2 separate regions of the Homo sapiens genome follow, and region 1 is linked to region 2. A link is an interaction called in ENCODE POLR2A ChIA-PET data of the cell type or tissue named here. Cell type or tissue: GM12878. All regions are shown on one strand. Each heading gives the region's core, and the rest is flanking DNA. Links, peaks and the distances in the headings are about the cores only.

What was found. Peaks named below come from ENCODE experiments on the same cell type or tissue, not always from the same donor. Only the 100,000 strongest peaks of a DNase experiment are listed, where the experiment ranks them.
Region 1: POLR2A ChIA-PET joins it to region 2 with 10 read pairs; 6 of 35 experiments call an interaction of 5 or more read pairs at or near these places.

The regions. Positions count from the first base shown.
Region 1 is chr15:90,394,889-90,406,403 of GRCh38, reverse strand. The region is part of intron 2 of IQGAP1 (IQ motif containing GTPase activating protein 1); the gene reads right to left. Among named protein-coding and RNA genes, the nearest start is that of IQGAP1, 12 kb to the right of the region's middle. RefSeq lists enhancers at 10,374-10,873, 10,874-11,375. In GM12878, for the core only: no CTCF peak of the experiment used is centred there; a DNase peak (open chromatin) is centred at 5,363; H3K4me3 peaks cover 512 bases; H3K27ac peaks cover 909 bases.
Region 2 is chr15:90,492,332-90,503,846 of GRCh38, reverse strand. IQGAP1 (IQ motif containing GTPase activating protein 1) reads right to left here. Exons shown (of 38, transcript NM_003870.4): 35 at 11,136-11,302; 36 at 9,012-9,134; 37 at 6,507-6,615; 38 at 1,608-3,852. The coding sequence ends at 3,739. Among named protein-coding and RNA genes, the nearest start is that of CRTC3, 32 kb to the left of the region's middle. In GM12878, for the core only: no CTCF peak of the experiment used is centred there; no DNase peak of the experiment used is centred there.

The DNA.
Region 1 (11,515 bases), core at 2,025-10,024, 97 kb after region 2:
CACCAGGTCAGGAGATCAAGACTATCCTGGTTAACACGGTGAAACCCCGTCTCTACTAAAAATACAAAAAATTGCCAGGCGTGTGTTTTTCTCTGATTCACCAATCTGGTGACCCTGTCCAAAAGGAAATGATGTTAATGTGACAGGGCTTTTTTTAGGGAGCCCATGTTGGCTCCCAAGCATCACTTTTCTCGCTAAGTGTTCATAAGTTATGCATCTGACAATGTGCTCTGGAATTTTTCTGGTCCAATGTTTGGCCAGAAACTAGTTTACTAGACCAGAATTTGTCATATTTATCTTTTCCTTTTTAATAATTAGTACATTTGCACCCCTCATTTTTAAAAACCACACTCCCGTCCTTTGCAATGCCTTAAAGATCACTGAGCAATTATACCTATCCAATTAGTACAATTATGGCTTTAATTTAAGCTCTATAAGCCAAGAACAGGATAACTCAACGGAGAATGTAAACTAACTATCATAAAACACAAAATAGCTGAGAAGTGACCATGAACATCTCCCAAATTCTTATTTGAAATAGTCTCTGAAGAAAGTCTTAGAGTCCAAAAATAAAAAATAAAGTAAAAGAAAGAAAAAATAGTCCCTCAAATCCGTAACTGATAGAAAAAAAAGTGTTCGCAAACCAGAAAAAAAAAAAAAACCTGGAACACTATTGATAAAGTAGGTTTGAGGAATATTGCATACACTATCCTTTGCCTTGGAGACTCAGAATTTACAAGTCTATGACAAAGATTCCAAATAATTTGCCACTTGAATAATATTTGGCTTGGTTTAACTCAGTATTTCTGAAGCTTATTTCACCACTAAACCCTTTCTTTAATGTCACAGCACAATATACCTCAAAAAATACTGATCTAGAAAGTCAGCCACACAGTTTTTCAAACTCCAAATTTGCACTCTCCTTTACACAAAGAATAAATTATGTTAGTTTGGCAAGTCTAGTAATCTCTTCACAGTCTTTATGTCAAAGCTGTTAATTCAAAACCTGTTTTCTCAACGCCAACTTTACTACACGATATTAATCTGTTTAGCATTACAATATAACTTGCTTGAAAGCACTCTGGAAAATCCTAACCAAATTCCCTAAAATGATAGTTAAGCCATATGTTTCAAAAAGCTCAACAGTTGAAGCTGCCTTGTTCTGAAAAAAATTAAGATATCAGTTCATAAACTAGAGCACAAGACACCCTCCAGAGCACATTTCCTAAGACACTGCTAAGACTCAAAATGTAAAATACGATTCAAAAGTCAAAAAAGCAGGATCTATCTTACTCCTCACACCAAAATAAATTCCAAATGGATCAAAGAGTTAAATATTAAAACACTTTACATCCTAAACATACTAGAGGAAAACATGGGAGAATGTTTTTATATAATCTCAGTATAGATAAGACTCTTTAAAAATCATGCAAAAAATTCAAAAACTAAAAGTAAAATATTAGTAAGTTCAAATATGTTTTAAAACTTTATTTGAAATACAAAGTCAAAATTTAAAGGACAATGGCCAGGTGAGGTGGCTCTTGGCTGTAATCCCAGCACTTTGGGAGGTCGAGGCAGGTGGATCACCCGAGATCAGGAGTTCAAGACCAGCCTGGCCAACATGGCAAAACCCTGTCTCTACTAAAAAAATACAAAAATTAGCTGAGTGTGGTGATACGCGCCTGTAATCCCAGTTCCTCGGGAGGATGAGGCACAAGAATCGCTTGAACCTGGCCAAGATCGGGCCACTGCACGCCAGGCTGGGCAACAGAATGAGACTTTCTCAAAAAAAAAAAATTAAAGGACAAAGTGGAATGAATATTTATAACACCCACGGTGTACAACGAGCCAATTTCCTCAATATATAAAGAGCTCTTACCACAATGAATAAGAAAAAGATGAATAATCCAATAGAAAAATGAGCAAAGGATTCTACCGAAAAAGTTCACAGAAAAGAACATACAAATGGCTTTTAAACACATGTAAAGATGCTCATCTTCACTCATAATTAGATAATCCAAAATAGCTACAATGAAATACCATTTTCACCTATGAAACTGGCAAATGTAAAAAATCTGTAATACTCTGGGTTGGTAAAATTAAAGCGGAAACAGCCTTCTTATATGTACATTATTGACAGGCAGATGTGCAAACTGGTACAACCTCTTACGAGAGCAAATTGGCAATATTTTTGAGAACTAAATATGCATATTCCCTTTGACCCAGAAATTACACTTTTAGAAATTTATCCTGCAAGAATACTCATACATGCACAATGGCATACCTACAAAGTGACTTTTTATAACAGCAAAAGCTGAGGAGAAAATGTCCGTTGACAGGTTAACTTCAAAACCGAAAACTAAAACTGTGAAGGAAAAAAAGAGGCACTTCATTCCACATTCACTCATATGGAATGAATTTTAAGATGCAAAGCAAAACGGTGGCTCATGTCTGTAAGCCCAACACTTAGGGAGGCCAAGGCGGGCAGATAACCTAAGGTCAGGAGTTCAAGACCAGCCTGGCCAACATGGTGAAACCCTGTCTCTACTAAAAATACAAAAATTAGCCAGGCCTGATGGCGGATTGCCTGTAGTCCCATCTACTTGGGAGGCTGAGGCGGGACAATCGCTTGAACCCTGGAGGTGGAGGTTGTAATGAGCCGAGATCACACCACTGCACTCCAGCCTGGGCAACAGAGCAAGACTCCATCTCAAAAAACAACAACAAAAAGATGTAAAGCAAAATGTACAGTGTGCAACCACTTCTAAACAAATCAAAGTAATTTGTATTTACATGCACAGAATATCTCCGGAAAGAGACACAATCATGATAGCAGTTCCATGTGGGGAAAATAACTGAATAGCTAGAGAAAGAAGACTAAGGATATAGACTTTTTTTCAGTGTTATATACTTGCATAGTCTCTGAATTATGTATCACGTCTGTGTATTACCTATTTCTAAGAAAAAAATGTTTTAAATTTAAAAATTTTAAATTAAGACCAAATCTATCTAAAAAACATTCCTATGGGGATTCTCAAATTTTTAAGGAAAACCCCAAAAGTCAAGCCATTGTCAAACACTACCTTTTTAAACTATCAATTATGAAAAGGTATTGCCCAAACTAATGACATAGCATGTCTTCAGGGAAGAAACACATTTTTGTGCAGCAGTGTGATCGTAGCTCACTGCAGCCTCGAACTCTTGGGCTCAAGTGATCCTTCCACCTCAGCCTCCCGAGTAGCTGGAACTACAGGTGTGTGCCACCACGTTTGGCTTTTTTTTATTTCTTATATTTTGTAGAGACAGGGTCTTAATATGTTGCCCAGGCTGGTCATGAACTCCTGGCCTGATGCTATCCTCCCTCCTCGGCCTCCGTAAGTGTTGGGATTACTGGTGTGAATCACAGGGCCCAGCCCAAAAAAACATTTTGTTATAATAGTCATTTAAATAAAAGACAAATTTTGTTTACTTTTAGCTGTTTTAAAGGTCATCTGAGATGTATGTTACTTACAGTAAAATGACCTGCTGATTAATGCCTACTGCATGCATATCTGTGAGACTTTTTCTATTTAAATGTTATCTTTTTCCTATTTTTAATGATTGTAAGTTTTTTTTCTCTTCTTTTCAACTTTTCCTTTTCTAATTTTGCCCCCACTCCCTCTTGTATTCCTCAATTCATTCTGTTTTTAGGATCACCAGTTAATTCTATTTGAGAAAATATTTTTAGTTTCTTATGTTGCTCATCAATAATCCCAAGCAATAGTCTGACACTTTTTAACCTTATGAATAAATACCTATCAGAGTAATACTATTTCCTTCTGCTGCAGAAACCTCACAGTTCTTAGAGCCCAGTGTGTCTAAATCCCCAAACAGCTGCCCCAACAGAAGCCAAGCCCTAGGCTGGCAGCTGCCTCTCCAATATTCCTTCTGCTTTTTGTTATGATTTCCAATGAGTCAACAGGAAGGTATTCTGAGTAAAGAAGAAATAGAGCTTTTAGACAGGCCTCTCCTCCTCCCACAACCCCAAAAATACAGTTCTTGCCAAATGATCCAAAGCAATTTCCAATCCAATTTGCCACTCCTGTCTGTATGAGGTAACTCTTTAACAAACAAGAAAGTGGTAGGAAGGAACACCTTTCTAAGCTGAATTCAAAGCAGATACCAGGTTATGAAGAAGGGAAGCAATTAGGAAGGGTCCAACAAGCTAGTTAGACACAAAAATACATAAGACAACTGGAGACTTTCCCTCAGGTGGCAGGTGGAAGAGACTCCAAAATAAGTGGCAGGAAATTGATGGAGTTCCCTCACTGACTTGAAAACTACACAAGTTACTTAATGTCTCTGGGCACCAGTTAAAGAGGTTAGACTTAAATGTTGCCACTTCAGCATCTGCAGAAGTTAAGAGCACCAGCTTTGGTGTCACAAACCTGGGCTTGAATTCCAATATATGACCTTGGGAAAAGTGTTATCAACTCTATTTTTTTCCCTCTTTAAAATAAAAATAATGCCTATCTCACAATAATGTAATATGTAAATTTCATCATCATTCTGCTTAATTAACAGTAGTTACTACTGTTGTCATTATTTTTAGAACCAGAAGTATAGCAGCAGCAGACTAACATGGCAGTTAAGAGAAAGGACTTCAGAGTTCTTGCCAAACCTGAAATCTGGATCAACCACTTATTAGATGAATGAGTTAACCTCTCTGAGCTTTGCTTTCTTATCTGTTAAATGTAGATAATAAGCACCTCACAGGGCTTCAAGAATAGCTAATTAGATAAAGCATATAAAGTGCTTAGCACAGTGCCTTGCATGTAGAAAGTATGCAATAAACGGTACTAATCATGACAATGAGGAAGAGGGGGAGAGGCAAGGGGAATACACTGACTTTGGGACAGACAGAAAATATTTTAGATTATGACTGCCTTGCAAATTGCAGGTTTTTGGTTTTTTGTTTTGGGGGATTATTTTGGCTTTCCTTTAGCTGCCTTAAAGTACTGAGGTTTCTAGAATAAAATGCCTTATTGAAATAACTAATTCTTCCCAACATACAACTATTTTTTTAAAAAATTTTAACCCAACATTCAAACTTCAGCAAGTAAACTCTTACTCTTCAAAATAAACCATTAACCAGATCTTTCTTAAACATTAATATGTTTAAGATTTTTTTAATTCACGCACTGTCAAACCACAGAGATCAATCAGATTGCTAGGAGACTTCAGGAGAAAAATTAAGGAGCAGAGCCCTGATTTGATCCGGTAGGCCACAGGCCCTCCAGGTTCCACTGGCACTTCACTCGGCTAACTCAACGATATGGTCTCTAGGCAACCAAGTCCTGAGTTAAGCAAACAACCACAGTAATATGAATCACTTCCGGATGTTCTCACTTTGCCTACCAGCGCTTTCTTACACAAATACTTCTTGTCAAGGGGTTTATTTAGCACCAGCTAGAAACAACCAAGAGTCCATCAGATACCACAAGGCTTAAAAATGTCCAAAACAGGTTCCACTACCAACTGGTATCCCCAGATGTGACACTGTGAAGCAGAAGGAATTGTACAGCAATCAGAGGCAGGTCACCACACTAAGCCGGAAAATGAAATTCCTAGAACATGCCAACTTGGGTCCTCAAATGTATTTTTACTATTTTGTCATTAGGGACATTAAAATATATAAAAACAGTTGCTCTGACCTGTAAGACCAGAAGAAATACATGCCAAATGAGGTCAAACTAACGGGCCACACTTAGCCCAGCCAGATTTTTTCCCCAACCTTGACTGGTGGACAATCCATACACTCAGCTGCCCGATTAACACTGGTTTTTCATGGCCACATCTATTTCAACACCTACGGATTATAAAGGGAAGTGGTAAACTATGTAACCCAACTATCTTGGCTACCTGCTCCTTTTTTTCACCTTGAAAGGATCTTTTGTGCCACACTCTTCTTCATGAACTAAAAAGAGATCATTTAAGCTATTAACAAGAATGGAGACGGAAAAGGAATTAATTAAAAATATAAACTACAATAGGACAAAGCAACTACCATTAACAGAACCAAGGAAAAAATATCAAGACTGTAGAAAATCAAGTCAGTGCAACAAAAGATGTATGTGAGACACATACCTAGAACGCTTATTTAACGTAAACAAAATGAAGAAGAGCCATAAAATAGACTACACAGATCTAACTAATCACCACAGGCATAATGGACAATTTCCTAAAGCTAAAATAAACAAACAAGAGACATTATAAACCAAGAAGAGTCTCCACATTGCAGGCAAAATTGCTAAGCCAATAGCAACCCTAACATGTTAACTGGGGAAATGTTTATACCTCAAGGAACAACAATTCTACAAATTTCAAGTCACGAAAAAAGGAAAAAAAAATCAAGTTACTTGTCATAGAGTTAAAATTAAGCTAGCTTCAGATGTTGTTTCTCAATGATAAGAAGTATAACAAAGTCATATATATTTTTCTCAAAAAAATGAAATATGGTTCACCATAATTTAAAAGTCCAGAACTAGAAATATATATATACATAATATTTGACAAAACAGACATGAATTGCTAATAGGTAATAAACAGCTGGTTTTTAAAGGATATTAGAGGCCTGTAATTCCATCACTTTGGGAGGCTGAGGCAGGAGGATCACCTAAGGCCAGAAGTTCGGGATAAGTTCCCCTTACAATCAACATTACAAGACCCCATCTCTACAAATATATAAAAAGTAAGCCAATCGATTATTAAACTGAAAATTTTGGCAAGGTTTTAGAGAAATTAAACTATCTAGACTTCGAGTTGATAGAAGAAATTACAAATCGAAAGACTGACATTTAAACTCAATAAAATTTAAAACTACAATGAAGAAAACAAATACAATGAAACATCAAGGGAAAATGTTTGTAGCAAATACGAGAGAAAGTCAAGTCCATGTTATAAAAGAGCTCACAAAAGTTAACATCATGACCCTAGAAGCCAGGCACATAACAAAAACAGAAAATTTGCATAAGAAAATAATACTGATAAACAAATATGTAAGAAAATGTTTAAACTCTCCAGCAATCAAAGCAATAGAACTTTAAACAGGAATAAACCTAAATAAATTATGAACATTAGATGGCCACTGAAAATAGTAAATTAAGACAATACAGGCCAGGTGTGGCTGCTCACGCCTGTATCCCAGCACTTTAGCGAAGGATAGCCTGAGCCCCAGGAGATGAAGACCAGCCTGGCAACATAGAGAAACCCCATCTCTACAAAAAAAAAAATTTTTTTTAATTAGTTAGGTGAGGTGAAGTGGGCCTATAGTCCCAGGTACTTGAGAAGCTGAGGTAGGAGTATCTTTGTTTTTTCAAGGAAGATTTCCTATATTCACTTTTTTTTTTTTTTTTTTTTTGAGACAATGTCTGGTTCTATCACCCAGGCTGCAGTACAGTGGCGTGATCTCAGCTCACTGCAACCTCCACCTCCCAGTTCCAGTGATTCTTGTGCCTCAGCTTCCAGAGTAGCTGGGATTACAAGCACACGCCACCATACCCAACTAATGTTTTTTGTATTTTTAGTACAGATGAGGTTTCACCATGTTGGCCAGGCTAGTCTCGAACTCCTGGCATCAAGTGATCCACCTGCCTTGGCCTCCCAAAGTGCTGAGATTACAGGTGTGAGCCACCGCGCCCAGCCAAGATACTTAATACTTTATTGTAATATAGGCTTTGTGCTAGATAATTTTGTCCAACTGTAAGCTAACATCAGTATTCTCAGCACAATTAAGGTGGACTGGGCTATGATACTCAGTAGGTTAGGTGTATTAAATGCATTTTGACTTACAATATTGGGATATAACCCCCTCCTAAATCGAGGAACATCTGTGTAGTAACTTAAAAATCTGAATTTGTGATTATATCTAAAAATTATATACACAGTTTTTCCTTTTACTTAATCCCTTCTTTTCCTTTATTATAAAATTATCACTGTAAAAAGCATTTTAAATATATAGTACAGTATTAAGTAAAAAGGAAATCTCACACCCTCTACCCCCATTCCACTCCCTAGAAGTATCTTCTGTTTCTGGTGTTTTCCTTCAGATAAAAGCTAAGGTCTGAAGTGAAAAAACTAGGGCTACCAACCTTAGGACCTTGAAAGTGCCCAGAAAATTCCTGTCATCTTCACATTAAATCTGCTTTTCCTTTTGCAGATTTAATGTGAAAATTCAGGAGGCCGGGCACAGTGGCTCATGTCTGTAATCCCAGCACTGTAGGAGGCCAAGGCGGGTGGATCACCTGAGGTCAGGAGTTTGAGACCAGCCTGGCCAACATGGTGAAACCCCCGTCTCCACTAAAAAATACAAAAATTAGCTGGGTATGGTGGTAGGCACCTGTAATCCCAGCTACTTGGGAGGCTGAGGCAGGAGAATCGCTTGAACCCAGAAGGCAGAGGTTACAGTGAGCCAACATAGTGCCACTGCACTCCAGCCTGGGCAACAAGAGTGAGACTCCATCTCAAAAAAAAAAAAGAAAAAAAAAAAGAAAAGAAAAAATTCAGGATATCCTTTATCCAGGTGCTTGGATAAAAGTTTATTGAGTTCAGGCCGGGCGTGGTGGCTCACGCCTGTAATCCCAGCACTTTGGGAGGCCGAGGCAGGTGGATCACGAGGTCAGGAGATCGAGACCATCCTGGCTAACACAGTGAAACCCCATCTCTACTAAAAATGTAAAAAATTAGCCAGGTGTGGTGGCAGGCGCCTGTAGTCCCAGCTACTCGGGAGGCTGAGGCAGGAGAATGGTGAGAACCTGGGAGGCGGAGGTTGCAGTGAGCCAAGATTGTACCACTGCACTCCAGCCTGGGCGACAGAGCAAGACTCCGTCTCAAAAAAAAAAAAAAAAAAAAAAAAGTTTGTTGAGTGCCTACTGTATTTCACTGTGCCAAGCAATTAACCATCACAGCAGCTCTGTAAGATGCATAGCGTTCCCATTCTGCAAAGGACAAATTTGGGCTCACTCCCTGACGTTAAGCAACTTGCAAAACCAGAATCAGAACTCACACCTGCCAAAACAGAAAGTCTGATTCTTTTCACTGTGGCAAGATATCTCAACATTCAAGATTTTCAAAGAAATTTTATTCATACTTTTGAATTTCTATTTTACTTAATTATTCGTACTATGAGAATATAGAGCCACATGACTTTTCTTAATAATAATGGGTACTAACTAGTTCAACTCTTTACATTTCTTAATTTTAAATTTTGCTAGGCTGGGTGCAGTGGCTCACGCCTATAATCCCAGCACTTTGCGGGGGCCGAGGCGGGTGGATCACTTGAGGTCAGGAGTTGGAGACCAGCCTGGCCAACATGGTCAAACCCCATCTCTACTAAAAATACAAAAATTAGCCAGGCATGGCAGTGGGCACCTGTAATCCCAGCTACTCGGGAGGGTGAGGAAGGAGAATCGTTTGAACCCGGGAGGCAGAGGTTGTGGTGAGCCCAGATCGCACCACTGCACTCCAGCCTGGGCAACAGAGCGAGACTCCGTCTCCAAAAAAAAAAAAAATTTTTTTTGCTAAATTTTCAGCTACATGGTAGGGTAAAAAGCTTTCGGCAGCCACATTAGGAATGAATACTCCCCATTTGCAACAGTGTTACAATACAGAAAAGCACTCAGCTTCAACCACTTTTAATAAATACACTTTTAAATGCAACCCACTTCTTATGGTGGAGCCTGTCCAAGGCCGTTGCACTAAATTAATATCCGAAAAAAGAATGGAGGTTTATTCTTAAAATAGTGTATGTCACCATTTTAAGAGTTAAGAATAAATCTCACCCCATACTTCCCCTTGGTAATTATAAATAAATGAATGGATCAGCTCCTAGTGCCACCGTGCCATTACGCAGCTACATGCTATGGTCCTTTAGTCACACTGGGTCTCATGAGATAACTAGACTTCTCATCTGTACAAAGAGAGCTTGGGTCACCATCCTAAAAATGATCCCCCTCAAAATTTAAGTGATGCTCCTCATTTTGAGAATTCTAGAAGTGCTGGGCATGATATTCTTCCTAGTCACCTCACCTACCCATTTTGTTTTCTTGCTTCTTAAATGTCTTAACTTCTATTTTCATGATCCCAGGGTGCCAGCCTGGACATATCCCAACATTCATGGAATTCTGAAATCACTTACAGGGAGAGGAGATCTGAAGAGCCCATCCCAGAAAATGCTCTATGCCAACAGTAAAGACATATGCACAAAAAAGACTTTGTTCCCAAGAACTAATTTCTTTCCAAGATACCTTTTCAATTCCTCTAAATTACAGAAAGTGACATACTTCTACTTAGTGCTAAGCTCGACTTATCACCGTGGAGTTGCTGACAGTCTCCAACCAGCCAGCGTTCCTACCTTCCCTTCTACAAGAGGGGTGTGCCCTATTCCTTGAGCTAGGGTACGGGCACTCAGCAGCAGAAAGGTGGCCCATGACAGACTTGAAAGCGCACACCAGGAATTGTCTGAAACTCAGAGAATGCTGGAATTAACTTTCTTCCTGTGACCTTTAACCTAGCTGAATTTTCTTCCATTTCCAGTACTAATCGTACTTTCTTCTCACTTGCAGAATTCCCTGTTCTGTCCTGCCTGACACGTTCTCTTCTTGGTTCTTTTCACCTGAACCTTATTCTGATCTGTTACTTCCTCCTGTCCAAGACCTAAGCACTGAACATACCTCACATATTTAAATGTTACCTCCTTCAACTGAGTGAAACGGTATTCATTGCTCCTATACAACTGCTCTTTAGCCGGCCGGGCGCAGTGGCTCACGCCTGTAATCCCAGCACTGTGGGAGGCCAAGGCGGGCGGATCACGAGGTCAGGAGATCAAGACTATCCTGGCTAACACGGTGAAACCCCGTCTCTACTAAAAATACAAAAAATTAGCCAGGCGTGGTGGTGGGCGCCTGTAGTCCCAGCTACTCGGGAGGCTGAGCCAGGAGAATGGCGTTAACCTGGGAGGCGGAGCTTGCAGTGAGCCGAGATAGCGTCATTGCACTCTGGCCCGGGCGACAGAGCGAGACTCCGTTTCAAAAAAAAACAAAAAAACAAAAAAAACCCCGCTCCTTAGCCTAAACAAATGTAAAACTCAATAAGAACAGGCAAAAGGATAAAAATAAGCTTCAATTTAAGCATAAATAATAATTTAAGATGTATCCTTGATCTATTGTGCAGCCCTTAGCAAAAAGCCTTGAATCGTTAGGTGATATCTCATTAGAACAGCGGCTTAATTTCAATATTGAAGCTGCTCTCCAAACAATGAAGAAAAGCAGAAATCTCTACATTTTCTATTTCTCAACCACTCCCAGTGCTCATTTATAGGAATTACCCCTAAATTTTCCCAGTTAACCTTTCAGGGAAACACAAACCCACAGCCACAGAAAACTTTCGTCTCTCTACACTTATACTCTCTTACTTATACTCACTGCCTCTACACAGTCATATTCACTCTCTACACACTCCTCTCTTTTCCCAAGAAAGA
Region 2 (11,515 bases), core at 2,181-10,180:
CCAAGCCCAGCTGATTTTTTGCATTTTTAGTAGAGATGGGGTTTCACCGTGTTACCCAGGATGGTCTCGATCTCTTGACCTCGTGATCTCCCTGCCTCGGCCTCCCAAAGTGCTGGGATTACAGGTGTGAGCCACCGTGCCCGGCCGATAAGCACTTTTCTTTTTTTTTTTTTTTTTTGAGACAGAGTCTCGCTCTGTCCCCCAGGCTGGAGTGCAGTGGCATGATCTCGGCTCACTGCAGCCTCTGTCTCCCAGGTTCAAGCGATTCTCCTGCCTCATTCTCCTGAGTAGCTGGGACTACAGGCATGCGCCACCACGCCCAGCTAATTTTTTTTGTAGTTTTTAGTAGAGACAGGGTTTCACCATCTTGGCCAGGATGGTCTCGATCTCCAGACCTTGTGATCCACCCGCCTTGGCCTCCCAAAGTGCTGGGATTACAGGCATGAGCCACTGCACCCAGTCCTGATAAGCACTTTTCTAACTCCCTTGATTTCTTTGCAGGACAATATAGAGCATATTATTAAAATATTTCAGGTTTCAATAACAAAGCTACCAGACAGCATCCTTTCCATTTCAGAACGAGAAACCTGGGGCTCAGAAGGGTACCTTCCAGAGTCCCACCAGGAGAGCCATGCTCTTCCCCTCACTCTTCCTCAGAGGAGCATGCGGTCATCTCCAACCACTCGTACAAACCATCACCTCCAATTTTTCATTTTCCCTATTTTAGAATTATTCCGTTTCCCCCCTTATTTCAACCTGTCACTAATTTTCCAATATAGTCTGGCCACAGTTTACCAACACAACAGGATGCTTATGTACATGTTTGTATTTTTAAGTAAGGCTGCCCTCTGACAAGGAAGCCTTTTCTTTTCTTTTTGAGATGGAGTCTCGCTCTGTCTCCCAGGCTGGACAGCAGTGGTGTGATCTTGGCTCACTGCAACCTCCGCCTCCAGCTTCAAGTGATTCTCCTACCTCAGCCTCCTGAGTAGCTGGGATTACAGGCGTGTGCCACCACACCCAGCTAATTTTTGTATTTTTAGTAGGGGTTTCGTCATGTTGGCCAGGCTGGTCTTAAAACTCCTGATCTCAGGTGATCCGGCCCGCCTCGGCCTCCTAAAGTGTTGGGATTACAGGTGTGAGCCACTACGCCAGCCCCTTTTCTTCTTTTTTTACTGCTGTGATTTACTTTTTCCACATTCAACATCCCCTAGTCTTTTCTGGTGACTTCCAAGTGACATAGGAACCCCCTAAGGGGCACAGTCTATGTGCTCAACAACAGTATGCTGGTCAAAAAAGGTTAAATGCTGTTGCAATTTTAAACTTTCCACCGTTCGTCAATCAGAATTAAGTGACATATAATGTTTGCTTCCCGCAACACCCTTCTTTTTATGGTGAAGATAACTTAAGCATATTCATTAAAAAGGCTAAAGTCACACGTTCACACATTAAAAGTCACTTTGAGACATTCAATGATCTGATGGTGGACTTACGTTTTCTCCTTTAAAAGGAAGGGGTTGTCTGCTGTTGTGATTTTAACTGATACATCTCACTCTAGTCAAGGTGTTTAGCAGGAACTGTTAACAATGAAACTGAGAAAAACACAAACATGAACAAATGACCTTTTATTTCATACAGAGATACAAAGGCAACTATGTGCAGCAACAATCTGACGGGCAGTCCAAACTCTTGGGAGGAAGTAAATTCATGGTAAATGTCATGATGGCTGGTCGAGGAGAAGGTCAAAGGAGGAGAGAGAGGAGACAGAGAATGCTACAGCTAATAAATAACAGTAATGAGAACTGTGTGGTTTCAACGCCATGAGTTTGTTGGGGCATCCTCTGTGCTACTAAAGCCACAATTCTATATCATCATCATCAACATTCTTGAAGCGCATTTTACACTATTCTGCATTAGCAATTGTGTTGAGGGAACTATAAACCTTAAAATTACTGACACATTTTATTAAAGGAGCTGTAAACTCTGCTCATTATTGCCTGTCTTGGATGTGGCCTTTGGGATTCATAGCCTCTTTTAAGGAAACAGGGTTGACACACTTTGGTTGGTCCCAGTTTTTGAGGCAATGCTAGTTGTAATAGCATCATCTTTTAATCTGAGGAAAATGTTTCTTTAAAAAACCTGTCTTCCAAAATACAACAAAAAACAAGGTCTGGGTAGTGGCGAATCCTTCCATGGCACTCCATGCCTCCCTGTGGGCTGTAACCATGCACCTGAGTAAAGAGTCTCATAAAAATACTTCTCCAATGCATTTATAATAGGGACACACTACATAGTTTGTTATTCATTAAAGCAGTTTATTGGCTTAATGTACATCAGTGAATTTTTAAATGCTAAAAATTTATGATAAAAGAATACTGAATCAAAACATCAAAGAAAGAAAATAGAGGCTCAGCAGCATGATTTCAATATATTTTCCTGGAAAAAGTTTTTTTTTTTTTTAAAGTGTATGACTTTTTATCCAAGAACAAAAGCTTTCTAAATGCAATGTTTAGACTTGATTTTTTTTTTAAACTAAGCCCAGAAAACTGGGGCTCATAAAATAAAGGCACAATGTGGGCAGCAAGAGAAAAAAGGAGAAAAAATGGGGAAAAAATTGGTTTTAATCTCACGTGTAACATAGGTTGGCTGGTTTTGTTTTTGTTTTAGACAATTAAAGGCAGAATTATCTCCCTGAACACTGCAGATAAATCCTAGTGTTTTAGCTATAAGTTTCAAGAGTTCAGATATACAGATAAAGCAATTTAAAAAAAGCTTTTCTTATTCTAAGGCTTTTGATGCATTATATAAATCTTTAAAATTCCTATCACCCACATTTTAAGACATACATCTATACTTTAATAAGGCACTCTTAAGATATAAAACAGTTTTAAAAACAATGACATTCTACATTAGGGCTAACCCATTCCTCTGCCATAGGGATGGAGTGAATTGTCTCTCTGAATCAAGTCAATCTCTGTGCACCAACAAAAACAGGCAGGTGCCTTGACCCATTCTGAATTTATCTGAGTAGCTGAATTTTAGCAATGGGACTCTCCCATCCACTAGTCGGGGAGTTACACAAACAGAATTGCCCAAGTTTGATAATGAAATTTAAAAACATTATCTCCTTTTTTCTAGAAATGCTTCCTTTGAACATGACTGTCACTTCCATTAGCTCCTGTCCATAAAGAAAAACACAATGGAAGATAACCAATGATTCCCCATATCCTTCAGTTTTCCTGATGGGACAGAAATATAAAGGAACTTTATTTTTAAATGACAACCTAATAACTGTTAATAACATGACATTTTAGTTGTGTGTCTTGTATGTATTTATGTCATTGGTGCTAATAGCTTCCACTTCTAAATGACACACATTTGAATCCTACCATCCCTATTGCTAATTAAACAAACACCAAAGCTTACAATATAGTACTGCAACCTCTAAGACTGTAACAACACAGAGAAATTTTAGTGGAGTTTCCACTCTTTCCTAAGTAATGGAAGAAAATGAAGAAACCAGAAAGGTCAGACTAAGCCTGAAACACAATTTCACTATGAAAAAAGGGTAACAAATGTCCCATCAGAGCGAGAGGAGTTAAAAATGTGGCATCGGGAGTGTATCAGATTGAGGTGCTGTTGTTGGCTAGGTCTTTGCTTCCAATGAGGAAAGAAGGACCTAGAAAGGAGCTGTGAGGTGCTTCTTTCCTTCATCCTTCTGGGCTGGCAGCAAACGATCAATTACTTCCCGTAGAACTTTTTGTTGAGAAGGAAGATCAGGAGGTTGACATTTACTTTAGCTCTATCAAATAATTTCATGACTGCAACTCCTTCATACTGTAGCTGCAGCAGGTCCTATTAACAAAACAAAACAAAACAAAACAAAACATTTTGACAGTTAATCAAGTCTGTGGAACAAGGAAAAAGGACACAATGTAGGGAGGGATCCAGATGGACTGAGGCCTGCCTTGTGTGCCAGATGTGAACTGGGGCGAAAGAAAAGTTCCACGCTAGGCAACTACCCACTGCACAACCAGCCTGAGAGCTGGAGCAATAGGGCACATTGGCCAAGGGAGGCTTCTGGTTGATTTGGAGTTAGGAAGTCATGTTGTTCATATCAAAATTCATCATACATGGAAAGAAAAAGAAACATGTTCAATTGCCACACACATCTAAGCTTTTTATTTCAGAAGTCACAATGACATTTTCCCATTTCATCCATGTTATGGGTCACTAGTTTTAATAAATCTGGAAAAGGTGAAGCATTTAAACCTATGATGAAATATACTAAGCACGGGGAAATGAGATAAGGCTAGTAATGTCACCTTAATACTATCTGATAGATTCTTAATTTCTATTCCATATGAGAACACTTTCTATCCCGAAGGCAAGGGGAAAAGAGAGAACTTGATGTTTTATTAGGTGTCTGCCATGTGCTTGGCATTGTGTAAGCACATTACATAGTATCTTTTAAAGTCCTCACAAAAATTTTTATGAGGTGCGATTATTCTAACTTTAAAGATGAGCTACTGAGACTCAGAGATGTTAAATGACTTGCACAACAGGACAGAGATGGAGGCGATAAATCCAGATCTGACTGCAATGCTCCCGCTTTTCCTGCTACTTTCACCATTGTCCTGAACAAGTTTAAGAAATCTGAGTGGTCTCACTTCTGAACTTTATAAGAGTGGTGATGAGAAAGCAAGGGTCAAAAGTCTTGAAAGGACCCCACAAGGCCGGGTGTGGTGGCTCACGCCTGTCATCCCAGCACTTTGGGAGGCCGAGGCAGGCGGATCACGAAGTCACGAGTTAGAGACCAGCCTGGCCAACATGGCGAAACCCTGTTTCTACTAAAAATACAAAAATTAGCTGGGCGTTGGGGCGTGGTGGTGCACGCCTATATTCTCAGCTACTCAGGAGGCTGAGGCAGGAGAATCACTTGAACCCAGGAGGCGGAGGTTGCAGTGAGCCGAGATTGTGCCATTGCACTGCAGCTTGGGCAATAAGAGCGAAACTGTCTCAAAAAAAAAAAAAATTAGCCGGGCGTGATGGTGTGCGCCTGTAATCCCAGCCACTCAGGAGGCTGAGGCAGGAGAATCACTTGAACCCACGAGGTGGAGGTTGCAGTGAATGGAGAACACGCCACTACACTCCAGTCTGGGAGACAGGGCGAGACTCTGCCCCCCCCTCCAAAAAAAGAAAGGACCCCACAAGTTCAATTATCTGTTGGAAAAATCCTAGCAGCTCCATGAGGGCTGCTGGGACCTGTGCCTAACAGAATACCCCACACCTGGCAGTTACCCCACATTTAATGAATTTGTACATAAATTAATAAATTACCACAGGCAGACTGGTTGGCCTAACATGATTTGGTTAAAAAATTTAAAAATAAAAATATGTTCTGATAACTCCACGTAAATAAAAAATTTTAAATTAAAAAAATAATTTGGTGAAACTGAGGGAATAAGAGGTTCCTATTCTTTTTTTTTTTTTGGTGGAAGTACTTTAGTTAGCTGTGTGCATCACAAAATCATTTCACATTTGTTTAGCTAACATGTTTTAATGGTCTACTGGTCATTGAGAAGGAAACGAAGATGACTAAGAAATGCTACCTGTCCTTAAGGAGTTTATGGCTTTAGCGGGGAGAGGGGAAGTAAGTCAACACCTACTGTAAACAGAGGATGTCTGCAAGGGCTACAGAAGCGAAGGGGAAACCACCTATTATGGCTTGGCTGGGGGAGGCACACCCATGGAAGTACTCCATGGAGGAACAAAAGGGGCGGGGTTGGGAGGCAGGGGAGGGGAGGGAGGGCAGCATGAGCAGAAGCCCAAATGTACATTGACAGGAAGGCACCTGCCCGGGCTGGCAGGGCATGGCTGTGTGAAGCAGTGCAAGAAAGGAGAGAGAAGCAGACTAACCGGTGCCACACACACAAAGCTAAAGGAGTCTGGATGTCACCTAGGAATCCTCTCGATGCCCTGTTATTTTTTAACGTGTAAAAATCAGATATTTCAAAATAAAACTTAGGGATCTTTATGCTACAAAAATGAATTACTCCCGAGTTCTTTTTGGATTTAAGATAGAATTCAGTTTACAAACATAAACTTTACACACACCTTGTCAGAATGTATCTAACTTTTAAGTACCTATATCAAATCAAAATGACAAAAAGATTTCAAGCTACTGAGTGGGCTTAGAATTCTGCAGTGTCAGCATGTGTACTTCTGCATTTTGTTCAAGTCCAAGGTGTCAGCTCGATTTAGTGGCAGCACTAAGTGGAAGCTTCAGCTAAATGTTTTCTGAAGAGTGACATCTGCAAAAGCTCTCCAGAGCGCACACACCAAACCAGACATGCTGAAACCCTCAGCTTCTTTCCCCGCAGTGTGGAGCCTAGCTCACTGCTGAATGTAGACAGCTTTCCTCAGATGAGTCTCCTCTTTATCTATTTCTCCTACTTGGACAAGAATCTCATCCAGAAAGTTTTTGGTTCCTGCTGGTGCATACCCACCTGATAATGTAACATAAAAGTCTCCATTTGAACTCCCATGAATTTGGCTTTCACTTCGAAGTCTCCAACTTCTTCTGTTGGACTGATTTCAAATATAACATTTTTAAACCTGTTGAAAGATAACATCGTAAGGGTATGGTTTTTATATTCTCATATAAAAATATTCTGTGAAATGGGGAAAGGAGATGAACCAAGTCTTCAAGAGTGAAAAGGGCTGCAGAAAATACAGGTCAAAAGTACTTCTGCAGCTGAAGCAGCACAGATTGCCAAGCCCAAGTACCATCTGCTCTGGGACTTGGAGAGAGGAATGGCAACCTCTCTCTGCCTGCAGCACTTACATCCTATCAAAGAGGAACCACTGAGGAGTTCCACAAGTGGCGTGTGAAGGGATGACATCATAGGAATTCTCTTCACTTCCACATGGCCAAAAAGGAAACCTAATGATAAAAGGAGAAAACGGAGGACACTGGGGAAGGAGAGGGTGTATGTGTTTGAATACATGCATGTTTGAGGACTGGGAGAAGTAAATAAACAAAAGGGGGTCCGTATAAAAAGCACCAAGGGAGGAGGTTTTCTAGAAAGAGTAGGTGCTGTGTATATAAGCACACTCAGTATTACCAAAGATAAATTGTTATTATTGAACGTATTTAAGTTATCACTCATTCACAATATGTTACGTGCCAGGAAATTTTGGGGGGCCAAAAGGAAAAGGTATTATGCAGCCGGGCACAGTGGCTCACATCTGTAATCCCAGCACTTTGGGAGACCGAGGCGGGCGGATCACGAGGTCAGATCGAGGCCATCCTGGCCAACATGGTGAAACCCTATCTCTATTAAAAATACAAAAATTAGCTGGGCATAGTGGCATGCACCTGCAGTCCCAGCTACTCAGAAGGCTGAGGCAGGAGAATTGATTGAACCCGGGAGGCAGAGGTTGTAGTGAGCTGAGTACCATACCCTATCACCACTGCAGTCCAGTCTGGTGATAGGGCGAGACTCCGTCTCAAAAAAAAAAAAAAAAAAAAAAAAAAAAAGGGATTATGCTGTTCTCTGGATGATCAAAGTATAGCACCCCAGATTTCCAGAACTCAACTATGGAGCTGCCTTACCTATTACGAACAGGGCTGAGAACCATGAAAGATGCAAAAAGGTCACTGAGAGTTAAAGAAGTCACAAAAACCCATGCACTGAAACACACATGCATCTTATTCAACTGGAACGCCTCACGGGTTATTCCTTAAACATATTTATCTTAAGTGATAAATAATTTTACCAGATTTAGTTGGCTATTTAGTTTCTAAGCCCATAGGAGCAAATTAAAAAGAAGACAGAAAGGCAAATAGAGGTAGGCACTTGAACAGTAGTGGAAGATAATGACCTATAATAATAAATAATAATAATAATAATAATAATAACATAATAATAAAGGCCTGTAATCCCAAAGGAGGCTGAGGTGGGTGAATCACATGAGGTCAGGAGTTTGAGATTAGCCTGGCCAACATGGTGAAACCCCATCTCTACTAAAAATACAAAAACTTAGCTGGGTGTGGTGGTGCATGCCTGTAGTCCCACCTAATTGGGAGGCTGAGGTGGGAGAATTGCTTGAACCTGGGAGGCCAAGGCTGCAGTGAGCTGAGATCGCGCCACTGTACTCTTGGGTGACAGAGAGACTCCGTGAAAAAAAAAAAAGAAGAAGAAAAAGAAGAAGAAGAAAAAAATATATATATATGTATTTATATATAAAGTAGTTAAATACATAAGTGGGTGAGTCGTGTATAATCTTTATGTGAATAGAAAAAAATACATTAAAACGATTTCAGTGGTTATCTCTGGCTTGTGGAATTACAGGTGTTTTCTTTTTTATGCTTTACTGTATTTTCAAAGTTTAATAACGAATACATATTATTTTAGAATTAGAAAAATGTAAAAGGTTCTTTTTTTAAAAGTTGTTTTTTTTCCCCCCCTAAACAGACAAAAGAAGAGAAAGATCAGTAGCCTGAGGTCACAGGGCTGACTGAGCAGATGCTCAATAAATGCTTGCTAATGACGCTGGGCCCAGGACCTGTGGGAGGATGACATGTCAGGTCCATGAACCACGTGCAAAGCAAGCTGATACTTCCCAGAAAAGCAAATGAAGATAAGTGCCTGGTTCCTAGCTATAAGTGGAATAAAGCAAACTCCTCTTATTGTTACTCTTAATTTATTCTTGGTTCAGAAACAGAAGAAATCCAAGGAATGGCTTCCTGCTTTAATGAGGAAAAATTAAGATCAGACCCAAATAAGTGAACATGACCTGAGACAAATGTTCTACAAACAAGGAAAAGAAAAACTCTTTTATGACAAATTAACTCTGAGTATGAGGCCTAATTCTACACATAAAAATATATAAATACATAAAAAATACTAAAAGTAACCATCCAGAAAAGAGAAATGAAGACAAAAAGGCAAAGATGTGATAAATGTAGAAATAAAAATCAACTTATAAAACAAAAAGCAAAGACTCACTGATTCACTTGCAGGTCCTCAATTTCCAGAAGAACTCCTTTTTCATGTAGTCTTGCTGCTGTATATTTCAGAGAAATCTTTTTGCTTTTCTTTCCTTTCATTTCCCTAGGCTTTTTGGAGACTCTGTAAAAATCACATCATGTCACTTTCTATAAGTAACCATCTACTCTGAATCTTCATCATTGGTAACTGAAGGAAACATGTCAGAAACCAAACTTCCAGACATAAGCATAAGTAACATACCAACTCTAAAATGGCAAACAAATGTTAGAATTAGCCTAAGCAATATCTCTGCAAAACAGGGGAAATATTACTAAATTGCTTCTATTTTTAGTTTAAATTATATTTGAGAACACTCCCATGAATTTAACAGTGTCTTAATCCTCCCATGTCCTTCTGGGAACTTAAGTACCTAACAAGTAACTAGGAGAGCTTCGTATGCCAGCTGAGGGAATGGTACTGAATCCCAGGAGTGAAGGAGTTACTCTACGCCCCTCAGCTGTGTAGGGAAAAAATTAAAATGTCATCAAATACTTTTTAAAAGCGTTTAAGCCAGCACAGCAATTACAGATGAATGAAAATAAGGAAAAAGAAACAGGTTAGGAGGCTATTAGGATAATCAAGGCAAGAAGTGCTAACTTCAGAAATATGCCCACATTTGCAAAATGACATATGTACAAGAGGTTATTTGCTGCAGAATTTAAAAAATAATAACAAACAACTGGAAACAACTTAAATGTCCATCAATGGAGAACTGCTGAAGTCAACTGTTATATCTATCTGCATAATGGAATAATATGCAGCATTAAAAAAAAATGAGAATCTAGGTCTGTCTGCTTAGAAGGCCTGGAGGCCATGACAAATCTGGCAGTGAACACACCTAGTTCTAGATCTTGGTTTCTAAATACCATTCTTCATTCAAAGAAACCAGGCATGCTTGGAGAAACAGTTCATTCTGGCCCTGGGGAGGGGAAACTACAGGTTGAACATGAAACATCTTGTGTCAGAAAGTCAGGAAGTGCACAAGGAACAATGAAAACACATCAAAAGCTCACAGGAGTCAGATCTGCAAGCAGGGTTAGGTGGGCCTGTTTTTCATCCCTTCCATCACCCATGCCTGACCCCAGAGAGTCTTCCATGGAAAGAGAGAAACAGAGGACATGCAAGAGCCAGGGAAATGGGAAGCAGATATGGCAAAATATTAAAAATGGGTGAATCTAGGTGAAGGGCACATGGGTGCTTATTGTTCTATTCATTCGATCTGAGATTTGAAAACTCTTAAAATAAAAAGTTAGGAATAAATAATAAACTACCCTGCAAGTAAAACCTGCTCTTATCACCCACCTCTCTGGGTTTTCAATTCCCTCCCTGTAACATGGGCATGCTGATAGTTTGTGGCCAGTGCCAAGAAGGCTGGATCAGACTTTCCTCAGCACCCAGGAAAAAAAATCAGAGCCTGTGATCTTGTCCCCAGGAAGTATAGAGAGGAGCAAGGGGACCCAAATTTGTATAATATTCCTTAAGTGATTCTGGGACCAGCAGATGATCTCCTTTCATGATTTTAATTTCTAAGGCCAAGAAGATTTTTTTTTTTTTCCAGAGTCTTGTTCTGTCGCCCAGGCTGGAGTGTAGTGATGCAATCGTGGCTCACTGCAACCTCCATCTCCCAGGTTCAGGTAATTCTCCTGCCTCAGCCTCCCAAGTAGCTGGGACTATAGGTGCGTGCCACCACACCCAGCTAATTTGTATATTTTTAGTAGAGATGGGGTATCACCATGTTGACCAGGCTGGTCTTGAACTCCTGACATCAAGTGACACACCCGCCTCGGCCTCCCAAAGTGCTGGGATGATAGGTGTGAGCCACCTTGACAGGCCCCAAGAAGATATTTTGCAAAAGGAATACTTAGCGATAAGCATCCATGAAATCCCCCACCCACTATTCACATCATACACTTACAAATGGAATTAGGCAATTACACAAATGATTAGAGGTAAAATAAAAGACTAATGCAATAAATAGATCCAGTGTATTTTAAGTAAAAATTTCCAGTGTCATTTCAGTTGCCTCTGCTTTTTCCTCACTCTAATTCTGACATTGATTCTTTAAAAAGAAAAAATACTCACTTGCCCTTGCTGGCTAAGTTATCCAAGCAGGTTTTGATATAGCTTTTATAGTAATCCACCTGCTCCCCATAAAAGGTGGCCTTAGAGTTCAGAGCAGCGTATGTCTGTTGCAGTTTCACTAGTTCGGCCTTTCTCCTCTGTCGGTACCTCCGCTGATTCCGAATATCCTGAGACATAATTATTAAAGTTAGAAAAATAACGACAGTTATCATTATCATTTCACACTACAACCCAGCAATGCTTAACTCTGCCTTAAATATGACTACCTACTTTTTTTTTTTTTTTTTTTTTTAGACACTCTGTTGCCCAGGCTCGAGTGTGCAGTGGTTGACGGCTTCCTGTAGCCTCAGCCTCCCAGGCTAAAATGATCCTCCCACCTC